Regions from separate parts of the Homo sapiens genome. Here all the other regions are linked to region 4. The links are chromatin contacts, found by Hi-C or POLR2A ChIA-PET in ENCODE. All regions are on one chromosome and are shown on one strand. The core of a region is the stretch at or near the end of the contact, and the rest is flanking DNA. Distances in the headings are between cores, read along the strand shown. Region 1 has its middle 110 kb from the start of CTB-30L5.1. Region 2 has its middle 47 kb from the start of CTB-30L5.1. Region 3 has its middle 45 kb from the start of LINC02577. Region 4 overlaps ATXN7L1 (ataxin 7 like 1). Region 5 overlaps LOC101927902 (a long non-coding RNA gene). Region 6 holds the start of CCDC71L (coiled-coil domain containing 71 like). Region 7 overlaps LHFPL3 (LHFPL tetraspan subfamily member 3).

What was found. A loop is a pair of places that touch in the nucleus more often than their neighbours do. ChIA-PET counts read pairs that join two places held with the same protein, here RNA polymerase II (POLR2A). Pooled maps may share reads with other maps.
Region 1: a loop to region 4 is called in a pooled map, with 15 times the contacts of the local background. The contact joins two enhancer-like sites. A Hi-C loop is called at or near these places in 5 of 37 single-sample maps with no recorded cell type and 12 of 50 pooled maps.
Region 2: a loop to region 4 is called in a pooled map, with 12 times the contacts of the local background. The contact joins two enhancer-like sites. A Hi-C loop is called at or near these places in 7 of 37 single-sample maps with no recorded cell type and 4 of 50 pooled maps.
Region 3: a loop to region 4 is called in a map with no recorded cell type, with 8 times the contacts of the local background. The contact joins two enhancer-like sites. A Hi-C loop is called at or near these places in 2 of 37 single-sample maps with no recorded cell type and 3 of 50 pooled maps.
Region 5: a loop to region 4 is called in a map of natural killer cell, with 7 times the contacts of the local background. The contact joins two enhancer-like sites. A Hi-C loop is called at or near these places in 2 of 168 maps with a recorded cell type or tissue (naive thymus-derived CD4-positive, alpha-beta T cell and natural killer cell), 11 of 37 single-sample maps with no recorded cell type and 13 of 50 pooled maps. POLR2A ChIA-PET finds 5 or more read pairs at or near these places in 1 of 52 experiments (activated CD4-positive, alpha-beta T cell).
Region 6: a loop to region 4 is called in a pooled map, with 6 times the contacts of the local background. The contact joins the promoter of CCDC71L here to the enhancer-like site in region 4. A Hi-C loop is called at or near these places in 2 of 37 single-sample maps with no recorded cell type and 6 of 50 pooled maps.
Region 7: a loop to region 4 is called in a map with no recorded cell type, with 19 times the contacts of the local background. The contact joins two enhancer-like sites. A Hi-C loop is called at or near these places in 6 of 37 single-sample maps with no recorded cell type and 4 of 50 pooled maps.

Annotation. Positions count from the first base shown.
Region 1 is chr7:106,483,292-106,485,991 of GRCh38, forward strand. No RefSeq gene overlaps it. Among named protein-coding and RNA genes, the nearest start is that of CTB-30L5.1, 110 kb to the right of the region's middle. Within about 2 kb of position 1,385, at least 5 of the 41 ENCODE cell types and tissues checked have a DNase peak (open chromatin) inside an H3K27ac peak, as active enhancers do.
Region 2 is chr7:106,550,773-106,553,472 of GRCh38, forward strand. No RefSeq gene overlaps it. Among named protein-coding and RNA genes, the nearest start is that of CTB-30L5.1, 47 kb to the right of the region's middle. RefSeq lists an enhancer at 2,099-2,398. Within about 2 kb of position 1,364, at least 2 of the 41 ENCODE cell types and tissues checked have a DNase peak (open chromatin) inside an H3K27ac peak, as active enhancers do.
Region 3 is chr7:106,728,825-106,731,524 of GRCh38, forward strand. No RefSeq gene overlaps it. Among named protein-coding and RNA genes, the nearest start is that of LINC02577, 45 kb to the right of the region's middle. RefSeq lists an enhancer at 2,616-2,665. Within about 2 kb of position 1,352, at least 5 of the 41 ENCODE cell types and tissues checked have a DNase peak (open chromatin) inside an H3K27ac peak, as active enhancers do.
Region 4 is chr7:105,807,980-105,810,679 of GRCh38, forward strand. The region is part of intron 2 of ATXN7L1 (ataxin 7 like 1); the gene reads right to left. Among named protein-coding and RNA genes, the nearest start is that of ATXN7L1, 67 kb to the right of the region's middle. RefSeq lists enhancers at 937-1,006, 1,127-1,236. Within about 2 kb of position 1,417, at least 8 of the 41 ENCODE cell types and tissues checked have a DNase peak (open chromatin) inside an H3K27ac peak, as active enhancers do; they include natural killer cell, where a contact is called at or near this core.
Region 5 is chr7:104,943,758-104,946,457 of GRCh38, forward strand. All of the region lies in intron 1 of LOC101927902 (a long non-coding RNA gene), which reads left to right. Among named protein-coding and RNA genes, the nearest start is that of LHFPL3-AS2, 18 kb to the left of the region's middle. RefSeq lists enhancers at 142-201, 842-891, 1,202-1,511, 1,305-1,599, 1,832-1,901. Within about 2 kb of position 1,419, at least 37 of the 41 ENCODE cell types and tissues checked have a DNase peak (open chromatin) inside an H3K27ac peak, as active enhancers do; they include natural killer cell, where a contact is called at or near this core.
Region 6 is chr7:106,659,720-106,662,419 of GRCh38, forward strand. It overlaps CCDC71L (coiled-coil domain containing 71 like), which reads right to left and starts at 1,439. Exons shown (of 1, transcript NM_175884.6): 1 at 1-1,439. The coding sequence starts at 1,177. The coding sequence ends at 470. RefSeq lists an enhancer at 213-262 and a silencer at 613-882.
Region 7 is chr7:104,894,356-104,897,055 of GRCh38, forward strand. The region is part of intron 2 of LHFPL3 (LHFPL tetraspan subfamily member 3); the gene reads left to right. It overlaps LHFPL3-AS2 (LHFPL3 antisense RNA 2), which reads right to left. Exons shown (of 4, transcript NR_027374.1): 4 at 273-1,709. Among named protein-coding and RNA genes, the nearest start is that of LHFPL3-AS2, 31 kb to the right of the region's middle. Within about 2 kb of position 1,341, at least 2 of the 41 ENCODE cell types and tissues checked have a DNase peak (open chromatin) inside an H3K27ac peak, as active enhancers do.

The sequences.
Region 1 (2,700 bases), core at 135-2,634, 680 kb after region 4:
ATTTTTTGATTATTTTCCTTTATTTCACTGTTTTTTCATTGATAAATATATTTATCTTTCTGAAAATATGATAGATTTTTTAAATCCTGCTACATGAATTACTTGTATTTTTTACTAAATGACTTTTTTTTTTTCTATTTACTTTGCACTTGGCCTCTCAAATTGGAGGCTTTTTCAAATATTTGGTGATCTTTGGCTATCCTTTGTCATATAAAAGTGAGGCACAAAAAAAATCTTAGAGAGAACGAGGCTTGTTGACCAAGTAGCAAGAAGACTTTTTTATTGTGTGATCCCCAGATGTCAAAATTGATCTTTTCTCTGGGTCTGCTTAGTGTTACACTAGTTAGTTTAGCTAGGATAGGCAAGGTTAGCTACAGGAAAAGAAAAAATAAAAAGAATAAAACAACTCTGTGGCTTAACACAATAAATATTTATCATTCCCACTATATGTCCAGTGATAATTGGTGATGGGCTCTGCTCCAGTCACAGAATTACTCCAAACCATCTTATGATGTCACTGTTTCACCAAGATACCTCATTTGTCATAGCAGGAAAAAAAGCAAGCATGGAAACTCGCATATTGTCTGTTGAATGTGTCCACCTGGAAGTAGTATACATGACTTGTACTTTTACTTAATTGACTGAAGCAAATTGTAGGTCCACACCTAGCCTCAAAGAGTGGGGAAGTGCAGCCCTCCCAAGTGTCCAAAAGGAGAGGGTAGCCAGAAATACTGGAGAGCAGCACCAATGTTTACCACAATGACTGATTCATTCTCTTAAAAATAGTATGCTTGCATGCCTGTAATCCCAGCATTTTGGGAGGCTGAGGCGGGTGGATCACGAGGTCAAGAGATTGAGACCATACTGGCCAACATGGTGAAACCCCGTCACTACTAAAAATACAAAAATTAGGTGGGCATGGTGGCGCGTGCCTGTAGTCCCAGCTACTAGGGAGGCTGAGGCAGGAGAATCGCTTGAACCCAGGAGGCAGAGGTTGCAGTGAGCAGAGATCATGCCACTGCACTCCAGCCTGGGCAACAAGAGTGAAACTCCATCTTAAAAAAAAAAAAATAAGCTTGCAGTCCTCATTCCTCCTCAGCAGATATTATTCAGATACTCAACATCCACTTGGTGAAGTATTGATAAATTGCTTCTTTTACTATTATTTTTTCTGATGAAGTATGTTGACTAACTTAAGGAGAACTTAAGAAAAATTAGATGAAAACAAAAGGATTCCTCTGCCTGCTAAACTTTTTATTGTTGTAAGAAAGCAACAAAAAACCACTGAATTCCTATTTTTCCATCATCCTATGTCTTCCTAAAGTCATCCTTAATTTCATCACAGCACCACTGATGAGGCAAAGCCAGGGTGGAAATGAAGGTGGCAGTAAGCTGAATTGTAACTTGGAACTGGCTGTGGCCAGCCTCCACGTGACCAATTTTGTAATTTATTATTAACTTTATGCAGCTACACACAAAAGGGAGTGAAGATTGCACAAGAGGCTCTGCTAATAGCAAAGTCTTTTAGGACCTAGAGCTGTGAACTACAAACAGTTTATCTTCAAGTGCCCAGGAAGTGATGGTAGAATTCAGGTTGCCTGACAGAAGCAATTTAGATTCTTCAGCAATAGAGGAGAGTTTGAATGTGAAGACATTCTCCTCTCAAACTTATATCACCTTGAAGAGTGGACAAATCCCAAGCTTTACTGTTTCGGGCTACCAGGCACAAATGTGATTGCAAACCAGACAAAAGTGTCCCCACAAGTTCATGAGCAGATTTTAAAACCAACCTGTTTCTCTGCCTCTGGTTTCAAAGAAACTAATTGCTCAGGATGCACACAGATGGTGTCTGACTCATTGTTTCTTTCCTTCATGTCACTGGATGTTAAATTAGTAATGGTAATAAACAACCACATATATTCACAGAGAAAAATGTATGAAGCTAAAATTAGAATCTTTGTCATGCAACATTGATTTGTTCCAGAAGTTGGAGCTAGATTGGTCAGCAAGTGAATGTTTCAGCCTTGTCACTCCAAGTCTTTTTGAGCCCTGAGCACAGACAACCCTAGTGTCATTGACCTTAATAAATGGAGAGTTGCTGAGAAAGCTTCTAGTCCACTGCCAGGCCTCCAGCTGTGGCCTTCCAGTACACACGCCCCTCCTCAGCTCAGACAACTTAGTGCTCTATGCACTTGCTGCTGTGCAGGGGACCTCAACACCTCTAGAATGCAGTACAGAAGTTGCCATTTACATCTTTAAGGTCCTAGACATGTGGCAGCTTATTTGCTAACTGAAGTCGCCACACTGATCAGTCATTGGATGCAGGCCACCCTGGGAAAGGGTGTGACATTGGAGGAGGTAGGTTTCTGCAGAGGGGACAATCCATAAAGGGGCTGACAGTTGAAGGCTGTTGGCCCATGACATTCTCAGGAGCTGGGGCAATGAGGCTTCACTGATGGGGGAGCTGGGCAGTGCATCCTTGTGTCTAGCGCACGGCTACTTCAAGTCACTTTTCCCAGAAGACTCTTCTATCACAATTGAAACTTCTTCAAGTTTCTGCCTGAGATAAGCTTTCTCCATGGTTTTCAGACCAACATCACTTGCCCCAAACTCTCCACCCCTTCTCATGATCAGTCTCATTTTTTTCTCCACTTTATTTGATTTGTCACACTGTCTCATGGATATCTGTCCCTAGATGGG
Region 2 (2,700 bases), core at 114-2,613, 740 kb after region 4:
AATGACCTGGAAAGGAGGAGGAAAAGGTAAAGGAGAAGGAAATAAAGAAGACTTGTTTGCCAACTAGAAAAACATTATTATAAAGTTACAGAAATTAAAAACCATCACTGAGCCAAAAGCAGGGAGACAAATCAATGTAACAGAATACAATGCCAAAACAGTCCTATAAATATGAGAATTTGGTATATAATAAGGGTATCATTTCAAATCTGTAGAGAAAACATGGTCCCTTTAATAAATGATATTGTGAAAACTGGCTAGTGTTTTAGGGTAAAACATTTGGATTTCTGTATCATTCCTTTGCCAAAATAAGTTCTGAATGGATCAATGACTTAAATATTTAAAAATAAAATTAAATATAAAAAGTACTTATTATGGATTAATATTTTTATCATGTAATTTCCTTGACTTTTCTGCATTTGTTGTTAAGGTGCATGTTTCATCGAAGCAAGGACCATCTTTACTTCAGTCACCATTGCATCTGTAATTCCTAGCATATCATCAGGCGCCCTCAGAAAATAGCTGTCAAAGAGCTAAATGAAAAAATTAATAGTTTACCAGACATAATTACTAGACACTATTGTTTCTTACAGTGGTCTGCATATCCATCTGTCCTGTTTAAGAAACTTATGGATAGAAGGGAACCTAACCATTCACATTCATCACTTGTAGGGAAAAGATCAATGAAAAAAACTAAATATCTCCTGAGGTCGATTATGGGGGTAAATAAGACTTGGGTAGGCTTCTCACCACTCAGCCAAAGAATACAAGCTTAACAAGAGTCAGTTATGTTGAATTACTGACATGCTGACATGCTGAGATTTTGCCTTTTCTATCCCCATCAGATTAACTGATAGCTTACAAGGCAAAACAGAAATCATTCTGGAGTCTCATGTCTACACCTGAGCATCAGTCTTTTTTTTTTTAACCCACAAACACTGGTCTTTGCAAGGTACTATAGTTCACTCCCCTGTCATAGAATACCTACATCTCTGTTATACATGACTTATAATGAGACTCTTCAATATGGCATTCTCTTGTTGATCAGCTGCCATGGCATTCATTCAGTATGGTAGAGAAGAGCACATTGATTGTTATTGCTATTGGCTAAATTTCCTGACACCTTGTCAGAATGACAAATGAAGGAAGCAGCAAGTCCTCACACAACCATGACTTCTTAGGCAGCATCACCTGGGGTTTCAACACCAGTAGTTATAGCAGGTAGACCATGAGCTTTGGGCCAAGACATGCCCAGTTCCAAACCCTAATTTAGACACATCCTAGAACCACAACAAGGTTTTTCCTTACTTGAAAGACTTTGTCAAAGGCTTGTTCCTGCTAGCTGACTCACTGCTGATACAGGACACGAGGAACCCCAGACATCCCACCATTCCTCATTTGGTGTCTGCCCACTTACACAGAACCCTGTCTGCCTCTTCTCTTGAGCCAGGCCCAGGTGGTAGGGAGCCACATTAAGAATGGTGGACAAAGAATGATAAACTCTCTCAAGCCCATTCCAGGACAATCCAAGTAATCTAAAGGAGGATTCATACAGGAAAACAAGTTAATACAATTAACCAGAATGAAGGGGTAAACTAGAGAGTTGGAAGGAAAGAGAGGAAAAAAACATAAGCAAAAGCTGAATGGTTGGGTGGTTCAAGGCCTAGATACTTTCATTAGGCCTGGAATTAAGTGGAAAAGCAATTCAGCTGCCTTCTGCATGAGAGAAAGAGAGAGGAGCCCGCATAAAGGCCATTTATGGTCCAGGACAGAGAGATGAAAGAAAGAGAATTTTTAGAGCCTGACAGAGAAGTTAGGAGGGAACAGTAGTAAAAAAGAGGGAAATTAGATAAGAAGACATTTTGAAGAAACACATAATTTGTTTATGTTTAAATATTTTATTCTTTGTGTGGTCTCAGTGGAAAATTGCCAAAGGGATGATGTGTTTTACTTGCTTCACAAAGGGCCTTGCACAGGGCCCCATGCACGCTTCCCATCCTTTATGGCTGACTCCTGCAATACATGTCCCCTAAACTCAGAGAACTCCCTTGAGGATCTCTTGTGTGGCCATTGCCCACATTGCTCTGGGATATCATGAGCATTGTTGCCTTGTACAGCTTTGCGGTTTACAAGAGAGTCGCTAAACATTTCACCAAAGTCATTCTGAAGATCCCCTTTCAACAGTTTCATGCAATGGCGATTTTCACTTCTGCAAAACTGCAATGAAGGCCACATCATCTTTTTTCAAGGTCTGTGAGTCACTTGAGATTATGGCTGTTATTAATAGACTGCAAAATCAACCATCTCCTTCTTCACCTCAGCCAGTCAGTTGAGCATTCAATATGTATTGAGAACCTATAATGCCTTTGCCTTCAAGAGGCACAGGTCAGTTCTGTCCTCAAGAAGCTGCCCCCAAGGTGTCCAGCTATGTTCCTATCTGGAGGGAGGAGAAGGCCATCCTTAATCTTTGGGGCTGATGAGTCCAGCGCTTCTTCAACATTTCCTGTCTCATAAACCCCTCCCCTCCCATTACTTTCTCTGAAAAAGTAATTTGATATTCTGGGAGAAAGGAGGAGTTTGGAGGGCAGGAGAGGTTTCCCACACCCCCAAATCATTCCAAGATGTCACTAAGGGCAGTCCTCTTTAATTCTTCATCTGCTGCTTTGGGGCATCTACCATTTGCTCAGTGGCACCATCTCA
Region 3 (2,700 bases), core at 102-2,601, 920 kb after region 4:
AAGCTAAAACTATAAACTTCTTAGAAAAACAGAGGTAAATCTTCATGACCTTGTAGTAGGCAATGATTTCTTAGCTACGACACCCAACATATAAGCAACAACAACAAAAAAGAATAGGTAAATTGGATATCATAGCATTTAAAAAAAAAACTTTCCTGCTTCAAAACACACAATTAAGAAATTAAAAAGGCAACCCATAGGATGGGAGAAAATTTCTGCAAATCATATATCTGATGAAGGACTTGTGTGTGGAATATATAAAGAACCCTTACAACTTAACAATAAAAAGACAAATAATTTTCAAAAAAGCAAAGAACCTGAATAGACATTTTTCCAAAAAAGATATATAAATGGCCAATATGCACATGAAAAAAATGATCAACTTCATTAGCCTCAGGGAAATGCAAATCAAACCTACAATGGGCTGCTATTTCATGCAGATTATGATGGTTCTAATCAAAAAGTTAGATAATAACAAGTTAGCAAAAATGCAAAGAAATTGGAACTCTCATGCACTCCTAATGGAAATGTAACATAGTACATCTTTTGGAAAACAGTCTGGCAATTTTTCAAATAATTAAATATAGTGCTACCATACAGCTCAGCAATTCCCCTCCTAGGTATATACCCAAGAGAAATAAAAACATATGTCCACATAAAACCTTGTGTGTGAATATTCATAGTAGCATTCTTAATAATAGGCAAAAGTTAGATATAACCCAAATGTCCATCAACTAATGAATGTATAAATAAAATGTGGCATAAGCATACACTTGAATATTATTCAACCACAAAAAGGAATGAAGAACTGATACATGACACAGTGTGGATGAACCTTGAAAACGTTATGTTAAGTGAAAAAAGACAGTCACAAAGGATTATATATTGTATTATTCCATTATATTTAATGTCCAGAATATGGAAATTCACAGAGAAAGAAAGTAGGTTTGTGGTTTCCTAGAGCTAGGAGCAATGGGGGAATGAGGACGGATGGCCAAGGGATTTCTCTTTGTGGTGATGAAAATGATTTAAAATTTATTGTGGTGATGGTTGCACAACTCTGTGAAAATACTAAAAACCAGTGAATTGTACGCATTAAATGGGGAAATTGTATGTTATCTGAATTATGTGTTAATAAAAACTTTTTTAAATTATTGATTTAAGACTGAGTAAAAGAAGTGGTTATGGATATCAGGTTATGGGTTTAAATAAGGTCATTGGCTGAAGTCAAAAAGTTGAGGAAATTCCCAACTAGAAACCTCAACTTCCTCACTGAAATAGAAGGCAAATCCATCTGCCAAGTAGGAGTTTATAATCAGATAATGGTACATCAGAGGTAAAGACTGCAGAGGTGGTACAGTTCCAGGTGATGACAGGTTCCAAGGTGTGTCATGAAAGTGAGTGGCTAAGCTGGAGAAGAGGGAGAGGGGGTGGAGGCCCAGGAAGTGACAAAGCTTAATACACCTCACAAGTACTTGTTGAATTGAATGAAAGAATTACTTCCCCTGCCAGCACTGTATGATACATTAAGGCCTCAGTGTTACTTTAATCATCTTGGAAATTGTCACCATGTTTGCCCTAAGTAAGTTTCTTTCTTTTTCTACTAAATTTAGGGATAGGCGTATGAGTTTCAATGGAGACCATACTCAAGTTACCTCTCACCTATGGATGAAAAAAGGAAAGAAAAAGAAATTGGGGTTTTCTAAGTGTACTATGATTACACTGAGAGTATAAAAACTACTTAGGAGAATAAGCTTCTAGAAATTTAGAATGAAAACAATGCATACGCAAAACAATAAATAAGATACTAAACACAATTAACTACTGATTCAAGAAATTCACCTAAGACCTACTTTCTTTGTAGCCCCAAGTTCAGTAGAGTCAGAGGGAGGATTTCTGGGAACCCCAAACGCCTTTTCCTTGCATTCCCCCTCTGATCCAGAAGATCTTCTCAGGTCCCAGCTAATCTTTCCATTGAGGCCACCATTCTCTCACCTGTAGGGTCCCTATACCCCCCTATGTCATAGAAAGGTTTAGAGCTGAGCATCATCCCCCCATTTTCATTGCCCCCATACCAGTCCCCTCTACTAACACAAACATACAATGATAATAAAGGTTCAGGGCAAAATATAGAAACCTATCTATTTGTATTAAGCACAAAGGAATTTAATAAAGGAAATTGGGTGTTTACATATGAACTAGAATGGCTGGAGGAGCAGGCTCAAGGTTGGGCCCCCAGGAATAACTCCTAGAACAATGCAGAACTGACTATCCAGGCAAGCTACTTGCTCTGCAGCAATCAGGATGGTGAGTAGCCAGCAGGCTGACACTGGAACTTTTGAGTTCATGAACCCACAAGGATAGCTGTGTCCCAGGATCAGAAAGTCAGGATCGAGAAGCTACTGCTGCCACACCACAACTGCCTATAACCATCTATGAAGCTAATGTCTGAACACTAGAACACCACTTCAGAAAAACGTGAGATCTTGGAGATGGTCCAAGATCTTGTTCACACACAGAAAAACAGACAATAGAAGGAAGGTGGCTTCTGTTTCACTTCTGCTTTCTACATGTAAAACAAAGCGTATTTAATAAATTCATCCAAAGGAGTCAGGGAAACGTGGTTTCCAGCATTCAAAAAAAGAGCTGGAAATGGCTGAGTGCCAATCAGCTATATCCAGCATACAAACACACTATAAA
Region 4 (2,700 bases), core at 167-2,666:
CTTCCAGCTCTGAAGCACTGGAGGATAATTCTTGGATCTCTAGTGTCCACAGACTCTTTCTGCAATGTCAGAACCACCCAAGAATACAGCACTGTCCTTGGCCTGGAGGGTCACTCTGCTCCTAGAAAGCAGGAAAAGGAAGAGGCCTTTATATACCTTCTCCCCAGGACACACAGGGCCTGCAGGCAGCCCTGGTGGGTGCCAGGTTACTTAGGGACAAGGTGACAGTGGCATGCTTTTGCCATTTGTCCCCAGCCAAGTGTTTTTCCACTGATGTGAAAGGAAAAAGATAATTTCTCTAGTGAGCCCTACTGCAAAGACTCTGAGGCAGCATTTCATCAAAGGGTGCTGGGAAGCACTGGGGAGACAGCAAAACCCAAAAACCTCCAGCTCCACTCAGCAAGGAGCTTGCTGCTTCTGTTTCCAGAGAGGCGGAAAAATGAATGAGCACTCAGGAAAGCCAACCTGATCAGTGGCACTTTGATAAGATGACAAAATTGCTCCCTCCTCCAGTCCAAATCCACTCTCTGTGGTGAACTATTATGGGAAGGAAGCATCAACTAATTAGAAGCATCTCTGGGACATGAGAAAAATCAGCACCTAAAATGCCTAAGCAGAGAGAATTCCTTGTTAAGAAGAGAGAAAACAAAACAAAAAACTGCTAGGATGTCACTTTGCCCAAGCATATTTATAAAGGGAGGAGGAGATAAGAATTAATTGGGACAGGAGCTTCTACCTAAGTGACATAAAAGACACAATTATTTTTGCTGCTTTTACAGATCAAGTGCCCCTTCCAGGTGGGGATAGAGCCCTGGCACCACCCACCATTTTGAAAAATGACTTTTAGTCTTCCGTAGTTCTAACTAAGCTTGAAATTAAGATGGTTCTTTTGTTTACTCCCCCTGTTGGGGAAGCTCTAACCACCTATCAAAAACACCAATGTCTGGATTATTTATTTCTCATTGTCCAACCTACGGGGCATAGAAGAGTTTTATGAAGCCAACATGTGAGGCGTTTCTCCCAAAGAAGCGTGGATGCACCTCCCCATATTGCAGAGCCCTTTTATACTATGGTCCTTTGATAATCTGGATTTTGACAGACAGAACTAATGCCTGACTTGGAGCAGGACAAAGAGCCCTGGAAGTCAGAGGCTTCATTCTTGTCACCCTCTTTCCTTTATAAGCTGCGAGCACTTGGGTAAGTCCCTTAACCTTGAGAAAATTCAATAAAACAAAGGGTTAGTGACTAATATATTACATCCTTTTTAAAAAACAAGTTGTGGTTTAAAAAGCCCCATATAACATGAGATCTACTGTCTTAACACATCTGTGAGTGTATAGTACAGTATTGTTAACCATAAGCACACTGTTGTAAAGCAGATCTCTAGAACTGACTCAGCTTGCACTACTGAAACTCCACGCCCACTGAGCAGCAACCTCACTTCCTCCTTCCTCCGGCCCCTGGCACTCAACCATTCTATGTTCTGCTTCTACGAGTCAACTGCCTTAGATACCTCATATCAGTGGAATCAGGCAGTATTGGTCCTTTATGACTGGCTTATTTCATTTAGCATAGTGTCCTCAAGGTTCAAATATATATCCTTACAATGATACTGACATGGTACTCACTGTTTCCATGGTAAGTGGTTACATATATTAACGTATTTAGCCCTCACAGAAACCCTTCAAGGTAAGGTGGCATGATTATCTCCTTTTGATAGATGAGGAAACTGAGGCAAAGGGAGGTGAAGTGAGGTGCCTATGCTTACCTGCTGTGTAAGTGGCTCCAGACTCCTTTTTTTTTTTTTCCAAGACAGGGTCTCACTCTGTTGCCCAGGCTAGAGCATAGTTATGCTATCATAGCTCACTGTAGCTTTGACCTCCTGGGCTCAAGTGATCCTCCCAACTCAGCCTCCCAAGTAGCTGGGACGAAAGGCACATGCCACCACATCCACCTAATTTTTTAAATTTTTTGTAGAGACGAGGTCTCACTATGTTGCCCAGGCTGGCCTCGAATTCCAGGACTCAAATGATCCTCCAGCCTTGGCCTCCCAAAGTGTTGAGACTACAGGTGTGAGCCACCACACCCAGCCCAGACTCCATTCTCTTGAACATAACACCATGTTCTTTCTGTACAGTTTAAAATTTCTATTTTAGCAAGTAGGCTCACAGAGATACTGAAGTCACTGAGGAAGATGGCAAAAGATGGGGCAGGGAGGATAAACGAGATGTGGTGTTGGAGAGATCTACCCTTGTATAGTTCAGAGTGGTCTTTCACAGCAGGAAGAGGATGGCCTTGGAGCCAGGGAGACCTGGGCCCAGTCCTGGCTCTCCCTTGCTCTAGGCCCTTGGGAAACACCAGTCACCAAAACTGGCAAGACCCTTGCCTTGTAGACATCACATGCTAGCAGGTGAGACAAACAACAAACAATAAGTATTCCCAATAATGTCTGCTATAGAAAGGGTAAAGTGTTATAAAAAAACAAACAAACAAAACACTGGTGCTGGGAAGGCTGGCTGGAATTGTAAAAAGGGTGCCACTGAGAAGGTGATATCTGAGCAGACTAGAAGAAGGTGAGAAGGTAGATTGTGAGGCTGGAGCACATCTAGGGGATGGTGTTCCGCACAGAGGGAAGAGCTAGTGCAAAGGTCCAGAGAAGGGGAGAGCCTAGGACGTATGAGGGAGAGCAAAGAAGCCAGC
Region 5 (2,700 bases), core at 169-2,668, 860 kb before region 4:
ATCAGAGCTGTAAAGGTTTCTAAACAATCAGAGGCCTTTGATATGGTTGCCAACACCCACATTTTCCATTCTGGGAACAATGCCATCAAGGGCCACAGCCTCAGTCCCCCACCTAAGTGAGGAAGTGTCTGCTGGTTGCTGGTAGGAGCAGGTCCTGTGAGGGCAAGGGTCAGAAGGACAGAGGAGTCTTCTTATCCTGGCTGCTCGCCTTTTCCCTCTGGTCACCTCACCCTTTTGCATGTTCAAAATCTATGCTCATCTTATCTAGCCCATTCCTCTTGGCTAAAGCCAGCACACATCCTGTTCCTCTCAATGGGAGAACTATCCGGGCAATTGCATTTAAAGGTTTTCTTGCATTGGTTCGGAATTTGCCCTGGCTCTGCCCTTATTTCCTGATCCCAGTGTAGTTTCTTTATTCAGGTGTGCAAAAGAGTGAGCTATTTTGTTATGGAGGCAGAGAGAAACAACCTCAGGTTCCTCTAATAATGCCTTTAGAACTCTCTTCTGAATAACTGGGGCGTTAAATTCATCGACAAAATCCCTTTGGGAGATACACCATCTGGGGACCCCCTCAAAGGTAGATATCTGGGCTAATTTGACTGCTATTTTGCAGGAATGCAGGTGGGCAAAAGATAGTTTCCACTAGGTCAGAATGTTTTTTCCACTTTCTGTTCTTTGTTATTTTGCTCACTTCCGGTGTGAAAGCACTGAATTTCAGAATTAGATGAAACTTATAGTAAAGGCCTGCCACAAGGTCTTTGTCAACCCCATATCCTGGTGACCAAACTAGATTTCATGACGTCAATCATTTCAAAAACACAGGCTCTTCCAACGGCGTCAGCAAGCAGAAATCCTGTTCACAAACACTGTTCTAAATCAGTCTTTATTTTATTTTATTTTTTTTGAGACAGAGTCTCACTCTGTCGCCCAGGCTGGAGTGCAGTGGCACTATCTTGGCTCACGGCAACCTCCACCTCCCGGGTTCAAGGAGTTCTCCTGCCTCAGCCTCCCGAGTAGCTGGGATCACAGGTGCCTGCCACTACACCCAGCTAATTTTTTGTATTTTTAGTAGAGACGGAGTTTCACCATGTTGCCCAGGCTGGTCTCAAACTCCTGACCTCAGGCGATCCGCCCGCCTCGGCGTCCCAAAGTGTTGGGATTACAGGCATGAGCCACTGCGCCCAGCCAAATCAGTCTCTTAATACTGAGTCTGAATCTCTTGAGATTTTAGCCCCTCAGTGCTGACCTGATGGAGATGTGCCTTTTTTTTTTTTTTCCGGGGAAGTATTCACTTCAACTCCCACAACCCCCGAGGAATGACTAGTGGGTTTCTTTCCCCTCCCCTCGGGTGGCCTTGTGAGGAAGCCAGGAAGTACTGTGAGCGGCAGGGCCTGGGAGAGCCCCTGTGGCCGACAGGAGGAGATCAGCCTTCATCGCACTCTCAGAAACGGAAGTGTGGGCGTGTGTTATGTTGCTGCAGCAACCAAAGGCAACCGAGCAGCAAACCTCAGATGACTGAGCCCAGCCCATTCAACGAGGGGGAGTTTCAGGTGGCCTGTGTTCCCCAGGGACTGGGCCTAGCTCAATCGGGAAAAGTCAGCATCCAAAAGTCCTCAATGACGCAGAGGAAGCCAGGAGAAAACAGTCAATGGCTAGTCATCACTGATTCGTGGTCACAGGCGTTAGAACAGGAAGGATCTGCACAGATCAGCCTCTCCCACCCCTCACTTTCCTGATAAAGGAACTAAAGTCCGGAAAGTACTTGCTCAGAGTCCTACTGCCAGTGGGTGTGAAAGCCAGAACCACCACCCTCATTGCCTTCTGTATACATAGCTTTAACAGTTTGCAAACACTCTTATATGCTTTAATTTCATCTGATCCTGGACTGAGAGCAAATATTTGTATTTCAACCAAAAGGCCAAATGCTCAGTTTCCTCATCTGAGAGGATAATAAGAGTACTTTTCTAATGGAATTCTTTTTTTCTTTTAATTTTTGGTAGAGACAGGGTCTCACTATGTTGCCCAGGATGGTCTTGAACTCCTGGCCTCAAGAGATCCTCCCAACTGCACCTCTCAAGTGCTAGGATTACAGGCATGAGCCATTGCTCCCTGTCCTCTAATGGAATTTTTGTTAGGATTAAATGAGTTAATAGTTTGGAGATTTGAGAGACTATAATAGAGGAAACCTCTCTTCCCTTCCCAAGTTCTGAGTAATTAAGAGCTGGGCAAGGAGAAATAAAAACAAATGGGATTGGCCAGGAGCAGTGGCTCTCTCCTGTAATCCCAGCACTTTAGGAGGCCAAGGCAAGCAGATCACTTGAGGTCAGGAATTCAAGACCAGCCTGGCCAACATGGAGAAACCCTGTCTCTACTGAAAATACAAAAATTATCTGGGTGTGGTAGTACACACCTGTAATCCCAGCTACTCGGAAGGCTGAGGCAGTAGAATCACTTGAACCCAGGAAGTGGAGGTTGCAGTGAGCCGAGATCACCCCACTGCATTCCAGCCTGGGTGACAGAACGAGACTTCATCTCAAAAAAAAAAAAAAAAAAAAAGCAAATGGGATCAAAACATCAACTTTATCACTGATACATTTTATATAGGAGTCCATGGTTTACATTTGTGGGTAAGTGAATGCCAGAATTAGGCAGGGTACCCACGCAGGCTGGGGCATGCCCCCCAGTTGGAAACTGTCCCTG
Region 6 (2,700 bases), core at 189-2,688, 850 kb after region 4:
AGAGGGGTGACAGTGAAATAGAAAAAGGGGGAGATAAAGAACAAGTAAATTCTGGCTTTATTACACAAGCACGAAACCAAATTCCTTTGGAAAAATAATGTCTTCGGAGGACTTCCAGACCAGTGAGGTAGAGTCCAACAGTGAGAAAACGGATCTGCCCCTAAGGTCCTGGAGACGTCTCAATCGGTGGTCAGGAAGAAAGGGACCTCCCCTGCGGGTCCAGCTGTCCCCTCCCTCCGCAGGCCGGGTACGGGAGGCAGCAGAGGGCACACCTGCCCCAGCGTCCAAGACGACCGCGCCGCGGCCCGGGACAGGGACAACCATCCGGCAACTTCTTCGCGCGTAAAGTGCATTGGGGGCCGGGGTCCTGGCCGGATCTGTAAACACTCGACTGACACTTGTTCATTCCTCCGGGCGGAAGGCCTGTCCCAAGGTCGGGGCCGGCAGGAGGCGCCCTGGAGGCCGCACCTCATGCCCGGGGCACCGGGAAGCGGCGGAGCCTCACCATGGGTTCCAGGTTCACTCGCAGGACCTGGCGCGCCCTGCGCCGCGCTGCCGCCAGGCTGCGCTCGCCCCACACGTCGCTGCCGACGCGGATGGTGGGGAAGGTGGTCAGCGTCGGGGTGGCCGCCCTCCAGATCTCCTCCAAGGTGCGGCCCCCGAAGCAGGGCCCGGGGGCCACGGGCTTGGCCGGGCAGCTCTCCTCGGGGGGCGGCGGCGGTGGGGGTGGCGGCCGGGGCTTCCTCCTGCGGGCAGCGGCCGCCCGGGCTCCGCGGCGCCTCCTCCTGGCCGCTGCGCGCGGAACCGGCCGGCGCGCCTGGCCGCGGGCTGTAGGGGGCCCCGGGGGGTCGGGTACCAGGGCCCGGCAGGAGGAGTAGCCGTAGACGTCCTTGCTGCGCAGGATGTGCGGGGAGAACTGGTGCTTGAGGCTGCAGAGGAAGCTCCAGAGCTCCGCGTCCGAGCTCATGAACTCCGTGCTGCGGGGCATGAAGAGCTTGAAGGCGTCGCCCAGCGCCTTGGTGCTGTCAGCCAGCGACAGTTGCGACCGCGAGTACACCACCTTCTCCTCCCGCGCCTCCAACCCAGCCCCGTCTTCTGCCCTAAAGTCGCCGCCCCGGGCGGCCGTGGCCGGGGCGACCGGGCGCCGGCGCCGCCGCCTCTTCATACTGCGCCGCATCGAAGGCCGCTCCGGGCCACTCACGCTCGCCGGGTCCCACTACTGCCGCCGCCGTCCCAGTCCGCGTTGGCTCCGCGGCGGCGGCTGCTGCTGGCGTCTCTCGCTACTTTTCTCGCCTCCGCCGCCGCCCCTCCCCCTCCGAGGGCGGAGGACGCGGGCGAATATCCTGCTGCCCGGTACAAGATGGCGGCCGGCGCCCACCCCTGGGCTTTGTCATTGGACGGCGCCTCGCCCCCCTGGTTTCTCTTTCTTCTCCTCTCTTGCCTCTTTTCGCCGGCTGCCTTTCTTTAAATGTGCCCGCCTCAGGCCCCTCCCACCGCAGCCCCGACTCCACCCATTGGGTGCTCTCAGAAGAGGGGCGGGGACTGATGGGGGAGAGGCCAGTTCCTGGAAGATGGTGCTGGGGTGGGTGATGGCCTTTGAACGTAAGTCAACGGTTGGGTGGATCTAGGAGGGCTGCCACGTCTAGAGTAAGAGGGTGGATGTTGGCTACACCATGGGAAGAGTGACTCTTAGAGTGAGGGGGTGTGCAGTTGTGGATTGAGCTGGGAGCTCTACCAGTGTGGATAACAAAGGGAGATTTCCCTGAAGGATGTTCCTGGTATCATCACAGCTAGGGAATTTGGGTTTAAGTCTAGGGGAAATGGGCCTTTCGCAATTCCCATCCACCCTCTCAAAGGCCTCTTCTGGCATCTTCATTCAAAACTCTTCCCTGTCTTGACCCCAGCCCATCTCAAGAAGCCAGTAGTAATCCAGAATCATTCAGGTAATGTGCGTGGCTGGCAGCTGAGAGATTTTAGTCTCCCTCTGGACACTGGAGCCATCTTCATATTTAAGAGAGACCCTGCTTATCCAGAAAGCAAAACATGTCATACCCTATAAAACTAAATACTCTTTGCTCAAGTTGATCAAAGATCTATTACAATAAAGCCATTCTGTGAAAAGAAAATATAGTTTTAAATACACAGTTCTTTATGGATGCCAATTCGTTTTTCATTTAGTTTTAAAATGTCAAAGCCACCCCTATCATTTAGAAAGGATGCATCATCGCAGACAACAGATAAGGTTTCGTTGAAAAACACAAATTGTTCAAAACACATTACCTTTTGTATTGGGAGGAGAGTAGTGGACATCCTTTAGTCATCTTTTCTGTCCTCTATACCTAACTCAGTTCCTGTCAGGTAGTGGACACTCAATGTGTTTGCCGAATGAATCAATGAAATACCACCGATTATCCCAAATAGAGTCAGAAATGTTGAAACTGCTTAGAACAGGACAATTAGATATTTTATATTGCAATTTTCACAGAACTCCTTTAAATTTCTTAAGGTTAAAAGAAAAAATCTCCTGACACTTAGAACTTTGAGGTGGGCATGTGGATTTTACCCAGGAAACATCTTATTTTGCAGTAGTGAACAAATAAAGTATAGGAGTTTTGTGATTTACATGTAGTTGCTAATGGTTTCCTCAAATATTTGACCTGAAAGAGACCTAGTTCATTCTCCTTATTTAACAGGTGAGGA
Region 7 (2,700 bases), core at 91-2,590, 910 kb before region 4:
TCTTAACATCCAAGTCAAGGGTCTTGCAGGGAACAAGGATTACAGCTGATTTCTAAGCTTTTCTGGGAGATGTCCTTACCAGGGACATCATTTAACTCAGAGCATGACCACATTCATAAAACAGAAGACAGTCTCCCAGGGTTCAGTCCGCTGGCACCTTCACTCCACCTTCCAGCCAAAGGTCAAGTATTTCCAGCACTCAGACATCATCCTTGATGCCTATAAAACTCTCAAGTTATTTTTAAATTCTTAAGTCCAAACAAGCACTAAGAAAGTGTATGAATTTTTTATTTTATTATTTGTTGAAATAAGAAAAACTTCACAGGGAGGTCTAAGAAACTGCTTTTCTCAATTCTACTCTATTTCATCTCCTCTCTCTGTCTCCCTAAAGAGGATAAATGTTTAATGCTGACCTTATTCCTCAAAACCACCCTGTAAAATAGGTATCATGTCCACTTTACAGACAAGAAAAGCAAAAGCATGGCAAGTAAAATGACTTGGCCACATCTAGGAAGTAGCCAACCCAGGATCCAAACTTTTATCTGGCTGCTTCCAAAGTCCAGGTGCTAATAATCTTACACTTGAGTGTACATGAGAATCACCTGGGATCTCAATACTGATTCTGTAGTTTCAGGTGGGACCCTGGAACCTGCATATTCCCAAATATGCAGGTGATCGAGATCCAGGGAGGTTCACAGGCCATAATTAGAGAAACACTGTCCTTGGCCATACAACATTAATGAAGTCCAGCCATAGGATTTTCTTCTCCTAGTCATTACCAAAGTAGCTTTATTGAAACTTCAGTACACCTCAGAATTAGCCATGTGTATATCCTGGATATTTGCCAATTTATGAAATGGTTCCCAGACCAGAGCTGGGACACACCTGGTTTCCGGATGTTTCTGCTGCATCTGTAGAAATCTTCACCATATCATCGCCCCAGGACAGAGTCAAATCAATTGGGTGACCTTTCCTTCTCTGAAATCCTAATCATCTATCCCCTAGGCCAGATTATCTTATCAGCTACTGACCCAGTTAGCTTTCCTACTTCACAACAGGTTTCTAATGCTTTATGTCAGTGTGAGAGAAATGGCAAGTTGGGAAAATTTGTGACATTGCATTCAGGAGGCAGTGAGGTAGAGCAATAGCTTTCAAACTAGATTCCATCAACCCTCAGGACACTGCAGAGGTGCAACAGGGAAAAGGGGCAGGGGAGAGAGAAAAGCCTGGGAGCTCTGAGCCCTTCATTAGAGCAGCTGTGCTCAATTCTGCTTCATATACAGAACCGGGATTTCTAAAAGAGTCACTCAAAAGCTTTTCAGTGGGGGGAGTGGGAAGGGAAACTGAAAAGAGAGAAGTCACAAGAGCTGGATTCTAACCCCAACTCTTCAGTTAACTTGGTATGTGACTTTGGGCAAATTGCTTCATCTCTCTGGGCTTCGGTCTGCTTACCGGAAAAAAAATGAAAACATTGGAACCATTGATGCCTGTCTTAGTCTGCTAGGGCTGCCATAAAAAATCCCACAGACCTGGTAGCTTGAACACAGAAATTTACTTTCTCACAGTTCTGAAGGCTGGAAGTCCAAGATCAAGGTGTGACAGGTTCGATTTCTCCTGAGGCCCCTCTCCTTGGCTTGTAGATGGCGGCCTTCTTGCCGCGTCCTCAGATGGCTTTTTCTTGGAGCATGCGCACCTGGTATTTCTTCCTCCTATAAAGAGATCAGTCATATTGGATTAGGGCCCCACCCTGAAGATCTCATTTTATCTTAATTGTCCTCTTAAAGGCGCTATCTCCAAATACAGTCGTATTGGGGGTTAGGGCTTCAATATTTACACTTTGGGAGACATAATTCAGTCCACAGCCTAAGGCTCCTTTCAGTAAACACCAGGGGTTGTTGAGCAGCAACTATGTGCCAGGCTTTCCTCTGGGTGCTAGGGACACTGTGGCTTCTCAAAAATGCCCGTTGTCTGCAGCCATACCCACCTGAACATGCCCAATCTTGCCTGATCTCAGAAGCTAAGCAGGGTCAGGCCCAGTTACCACTTGGATGGGTGAAGTGGCCCTTGCACTTGAGGAGCTCACTGTCCAAAAGGTGAGCTCCATTAACGGATGACTGGGGCAAAACAGAAACCCAAAAAAGATAAGAACAGTTCAGGAAGTGGCTCCCAGGGAAGCAACCTAAGATGAAATGATGAAATGTGAAACATGAACAGGTGTTCACCAGTTAGAAAACTGGAGGAAGGGCTTTTCCAGCAAAAGGAGCAAAGGCCCAGAGGTGGAGCAAAGGCCCAGAGGTAGAACACATCCAGGGTGCTGGAGTGCAGTCTGAGGTGGGAAACCCCAGAGGAGGGGCTGGAGCAGGGAGAGGCCACAGGAGGCCTCATTAGCTGTGCTAGGCAGTTATGCATATTCAGTAGAAGGTATCACTGCTAAAAAGTTTTAAGCTGGGCTGGGCTCGGTGGCTCATGCCTGTAATCCCAGTACTTTGGGAGGCCAAGGCGGGTGGATCACTTGAGGTCAGGAGTTCAAGACCAGCCTGGCCAACATGATGAAACCCCATCTCTACTACAAATACAAAAATTTGCTGGGCATGGTGGCGCACACCTGTAGTCCCAGCTACTTGGGAGGCTGAGGCAGGAGAATCAGTTGAACACGGGAGGCAGAGATTGCAATGAGCCAAGATTGCACCACTGCACTCC